Linked DNA regions of Homo sapiens: region 1 is linked to region 2. The links are chromatin loops, found by intact Hi-C in ENCODE. Cell type or tissue: Calu3. All regions are shown on one strand. Each heading gives the region's core, and the rest is flanking DNA. Links, peaks and the distances in the headings are about the cores only.

The links. A loop is a pair of places that touch in the nucleus more often than their neighbours do. Peaks named below come from ENCODE experiments on the same cell type or tissue, not always from the same donor. Only the 100,000 strongest peaks of a DNase experiment are listed, where the experiment ranks them.
Region 1: it touches region 2 in a loop (2.3-fold over the local background); 3 of 110 quality-filtered maps call a loop at or near these places.

What each region holds. Positions count from the first base shown.
Region 1 is chr3:53,629,059-53,631,860 of GRCh38, forward strand. The region is part of intron 3 of CACNA1D (calcium voltage-gated channel subunit alpha1 D); the gene reads left to right. Among named protein-coding and RNA genes, the nearest start is that of CACNA1D, 140 kb to the left of the region's middle. In Calu3, for the core only: no CTCF peak of the experiment used is centred there; DNase peaks (open chromatin) are centred at 1,673 and 2,033.
Region 2 is chr3:53,709,151-53,711,952 of GRCh38, forward strand. All of the region lies in intron 9 of CACNA1D (calcium voltage-gated channel subunit alpha1 D), which reads left to right. Among named protein-coding and RNA genes, the nearest start is that of CHDH, 140 kb to the right of the region's middle. In Calu3, for the core only: a CTCF peak has its summit at 1,177 (motif pointing left); a DNase peak (open chromatin) is centred at 1,181.

The DNA.
Region 1 (2,802 bases), core at 169-2,668, 80 kb before region 2:
GTGTGGTTTCTGTCACGGCTACTCAGGTCTGCTGCCACAGAGCAAAAGCAGCCTTAGACAAGAAAACAAACGAGCGTGGTTGTGTGGCAGTAAAGCTTTATTTACGAAAACCTGGCTGGTGGACCAGAGGCCATAATTTGCCAACCCCTGGTTTAGTGAAAAGAACAAGTTTCGAGTTGTCACCGATGGTTGAATTTAGCCCAAGATGGTAGCTTTGCTTGTCTGATTACCTTCATGCCAACCCACATTTTCTCTGGCTGACACTAACCAGGACAGAAGCCTAGGCTGGTCTTCCATTTTCTCTTAAGAAAGTGATCAGTTTATGGGATTGTATGCACTTTACCTCACCCACAGCAGATGTTCAGGAACTGAGTATCCAACATAGGATAAAATACAGAATGAAAGCATCCTTTAACATTGAGATGAGGTTGTGGTGAAGGGGAGGAGTTAGCAGTCTGTCACTGGGGTGACTTTCTGGGGAGCTCTAATCAGTCATGTGTTTCTGCTAGCAGCAGCATCCCCTCCTCATTCCTCATGTGGCATACATTGCAGGTCTTCCTGGCGCAGATGCTTTCTTTGCTCACACACATTCCCTCCCTTCTTTCGTTTTTCTCCCCCCAGCACACAATGCTGCTGCTGCCACACACCATTTCACCCCATGCTGGCCCACAAAGAAGACAGAGGTTGATGACATAGCATGCAACTTCAGAAAGTTCACCACTTTGAGCCCCGATGTATAAATGGTAGCAGTTGGTACTAACTCTGCCAGTGCGTTCAAAAGTCATCATAAGGACAATGTGATATTTATTTAAATACATATTGCATTGCTGACTGACAGTGTATTTGCAGTCATTATCCATTTCTAGAGACAAGTTCATGGCAAGCATGGTAAAAAGCTGGACCTCAGGAGGGAACTGAGGACAAAGTAAGCCCTGATGACTCTCACTGGCCTCCTGCTGCACCTGTCCTTATATTTGACCTGTTAGGTTGGTTACTTTAAAAAGCCAGTTACGGGGAGGCTCATTTAAAAAGACATAACACCTGTGAAAGATTATTTTAACGTGGAATATATGACTGGACAATTATTTGCCAATCTGATGAAGTAGGGCCACAGGTTTTGTTTTCATTATTCTGTATCTACTGATCAGCATATCCACTTGCTTGCACAGGCTACACCTATAATGTCCACAACTTCCAGTTGCCTCTTATGTAACAATAGAACAAGAACATAAAGATACAGAGGAAAGCTGAGAGCAATTCTAAATGTCTATGGTTTTTTCTTTATCTCTTGTTGTTATACATCCATATCTGATTCAACAATAAAACATGTAACATTGCTTATCCAGTACTTCCAATGGATTCAGCCTGGTGTTTTGGAAGAAACAACTCTTTCTTTTGCACTCGTATCTCATTATTTGAGACAGTACTTAATTAATTTAGGTAGTTACTAATCCAACTGACATAAACTTGGGAACCAACCACCAACTCCTGATAAGCAAACAGCTCAACTCTTGGGGAACAAAAACGTGTAAGCTCTTTAGAAATTAACAAGTCATGAGAGTTCAGTATGGCTTGGGCGTTAGTCATTACCTTTTAGCCAGAGGGAACAAAGAATGCCAGTTCAAATGACAAGTTGGTTAAAAGGAAATCTGACAGCTTCTAGAGTGTTGGAAAAGAGGTCAAGACCTGAGCTTCTACCCTCAATGGCTCAAACAGGCATACCTTGGAGATATGGTTGGTTTGGTTCCAGACTACCACAATAAAGCAAATATTTGCAGTAAAGTGAGTCACACAAATGTTTTTGTTTCCCGGTGCATATGAAAGTTATGTCTATACTATACTGTAGTCTGTTAAGTGTCCAATAGCATTATGTCTAAAAAATGCACATACCTTAATTAAAAATACTTTATTACTAAAAATGCTAATGATCATCTGAGCCTTCAGCAGGTCATAATCTTTTTGGTGGTGAGGGGCTTTGCCTTGATGTTGATGGCTGCTGACCGATCACAGTAGTGGTTGCCGAAGAAGGCTGGGGTGGCCGTGGCAATTTCTTAAAACAAGGAAGTTTGCCACATGATAGATTCTTCCTTTCATGAAAGATTTCTCTGTAGCATGGGATGCTGTTTGACCGCATTTTACCCACAGTAGAACTTCTCTCAAAATTGGAGTCAATCCTCTCAAACCCTGCCACTGCTTTATCAACTATGTTTATGTGATATTCTAAACCCTCTGTTTCATTTCAACAGTGTTCACCAGGAGTAGATTCCATATCAGGAAACCACTTTCTTTGCTCATCCATAAGAAGCAACCCCTCATTTATTCAAGTTTTATCTTGAGATTGCAGCAATTCAGTTCTACCTTCAATCTTCACTTCTAATACTTATTCTTTGCTATTTCCACCATGTCTACAGTTGCTTCCTCTACTGAGGTCTTGAACCCCTCAAAGTCATCCATGAGGGTTGGAATCAACTTCTTCCAAACTCCTGTTAATGTTGAAATGTTGACTTTCTTTAATGAATCACAAATGTTCTTAATGACATCCAGAATGGTGAATTCCTCCCAGAGGTTTTCAATTTACTTTGCCCAGATCTGTAAGAGGAATTGCTATCTATGGGAGCTGGAGACTTATGAAATATATTTATTAAATCATAAGGCTTTTCAGAGTCAAAATTACTCTTTGATTCATGGGCTGCAGAATGGATATTAGCAGGCATGAAAACCTTCATCTCCTTGTGCATCTCCATCAGATCAGGTGCATTGTTAGTGAGCAGTAATATTTTGAAAGGAGCTTTTTTCTGAGCA
Region 2 (2,802 bases), core at 101-2,600:
TGCCATTACTTCCTTCTTGAATGAAAGAACATAGAGTAATAATAACTAGCATTTGTCAGGTGCTTTCTGTGTGTGAGACACTGTTCCAAAGGCTGTGGGTGAATACATTCATTCTTCTTCACACAACTCTGTGAGACAGGAACTTGACAGATGGGGAAACTAAAGCACAAAGCAGTTCAGTAGCTTCCCAAGGCCATGTGACTTACGTGGCAAAGCTGGGATTTGAACCCAAGCTCTGCCACAGTCTGCAGGCTAACTATCATTAACCCCTGCAAACACATGCCCCTGTGTCTGCGTGCTCGTGTTCATGGTTTTGTGGGAGAGGATACAAGAAAAGGGTCTGCTGTGTCAGAAAGGATGCACATTTTAGGAACGTGAGTATTCTGCCTACCCATAGTGTGCAGGTGTCTGTGCTGCCCATGCCCTTGCTTACTCCAGCATTCCTGCTGCTGTCTCACACTGCTTCGCACAACCCTCCCCTAGAGCACAGGGTCCGTACTCTAAAGACTAGCTGGCTTAGAGTGATCATGGAATCATGGGGCTGCAAGGGGTTAAAGATCCTAGAGTCATTTCTCTCGTGACCTGGTGGTCATGGGAGAGTCGTAGTGATGACAGTAGTGGTGGTTGATTGTGCCTTGCCAAAGCTGGGCACATTGCTTTTATTACTGTCTCCACTGTTCACCTCTTACAACAACCTTACGCAGTACAGGTCCAATTATTATTGACATCTTACAGGTGTGGAGGAAACTAAGGCTTCACAGTATCAGGTAACCTGTCCACAGTCTTCTGACATGGAAGTGACAGGGCTGGGGTTAGACCTGGCCTGTCAGAGTCCAGAGCCCACCTTTTGAACTCCCACCTGTCCTGTCCCATATGGTAGTGCTGTTTGGAATCACATATCCAGTCTGTACAGGGCTCCTGACTCCCCCTAAAGTGCCTTTTCCTTAATACCCTACTTAGATGGGAAGCCAAACCCTGGAAACCTTTATCTAGCATGGGTTAGCTGGTTGTTGATTTAGAACAGGTTCTTAAAGACAGGTGTTTGTGTAATAGCTGTGGAAAGGGCACTTCCTCTCCGCTGTTCTGATGCTGAGCTGGATTCCTAGCAGGAGGGGTCTGGGGCAGGCGGGCGTCCATTGCGTGAGGCAACCTGGCTGGCAGGGCTGGCCGCGTGGGGCCCTGGTTTGGCTGCTGTTGCTGCCCTCTGCTGCTTCATAATGAAATTGCCTGTGTTCAACCTGAAGGGGTCACAGTGGCCGACTTGCTTAAAGAGGATAAGAAGAAAAAGAAGTTTTGCTGCTTTCGGCAACGCAGGGCTAAAGATCATGGTAAATTGCTGAGACTGAGCTTTCTTTTTCCGCAACATCTCTGATACCTTTTCCTTGCACATAGGCATTGTGTGAAGTGCATGTGCCGTGTGGTGTGTTCAGAAGATGCCTATATTTTAATTGCTTGATTTCTTTCTTCTTGTCTTTTTCCAAAATAATGTGCCCTTACCAAGATAGCATTGCAGTTTTCTTTTTGTTTGAACTGTACCTTATAAAGAAGCAGCTGAACCAACTCAAAAAATGTACTTGATTCGGCATGAATATTCTTAGACTGGAAGGCAGACTTTTAAAATACTTTTCCCCAAATGATTTTTTTAAATTTAAACCGTTTAGAAATTCCAATAATGTTATTTGATTGATTTTTTTTTCTCCAGGCTACATGTTTCAAATTGCTTCTCTGTCTTTTAGTCTCTGGCTACTTTGCCCAGGACTATGCCAAAGCTAGTAGTGGCAGCTTTAAGAATGAAATTAGCTGGATGCAGTGGCTCACACCTGTAATTCCAGCACTTTAGGAAGCCGAGGCAGGAGGATCACTTGAAGCCAGGAGTTTGAGACTAGCCTGGGCAACAAAGTGAGACCCTGTGTCTACCAAAAATTGTAAACAAAGAAGCAAACAAAAAAATCAGGTGTGGTGGTGCATGCCTATAGTCCCCAGCTACTTGGGAGGCTGAGGCAAGAGGATTGCATAAGCCCAGGAGTTCGAGGCTGCAGTCAGCGATATTGCGCCATTACACTCCAGCCTGGGTAACAGAGTGCGATCTCTGTCTCTTAAAAAATCAAAATAAATAAAAATAGACTTCAGGGATGCAAAGATTTGGGGGCACTTGCCTTTGAAAGTGAGAATGGGCTCGTGTGGGAAAGTTATATTTCCAGATATGTCCTAAAATGATGCTAAACATACCCTTCCTCAGAATCCCTGGAGTAGCTGTCAGGCCCATCCCCAGGCAGACAGTTAGGTGAGCAGCTGGCTCCCTGCCTTGCTCTGCCCAAGTCATGGCAGTGGTTCGACAGCAGCACAAAGCTTTGCCTATGCACACCAGCACAGTCGACCCAGTTCTGCCACCAGGATCGGCCCTGGTCACCTGACTCTGGGGAAAGTCTGTTTAAGGAGATTCAGACAGCAGGGACGTGAAGCCAACAACTAAGGGAACAGAGGGGACACACTGTACTCTTTTCTTTGAAGTGGCCTCTGGCCCCATGGGAATGCTGAGCTGAGAGGTTATGGGACGCAGATGGGAACAACCCGTGGATATCTGAAGAGGGTTATATTAGAGTCTAGGTCTCATCAGAAGGCCTAAAAGTGAAAAGGAATTAAGAGATTATCAGATATAAGCCCTTGTCATTCAGCACGTTGTGGACCCCAAAGGAGGGAGAAGAGGAGGTGGAACTTGCCTGAGGTGGGACAGTGAGTTAGGGGCAGAGTTGGGGCTGCCTTTTTTATCTGTAGCATTCACGGAAGGTTTATGAACAGGAG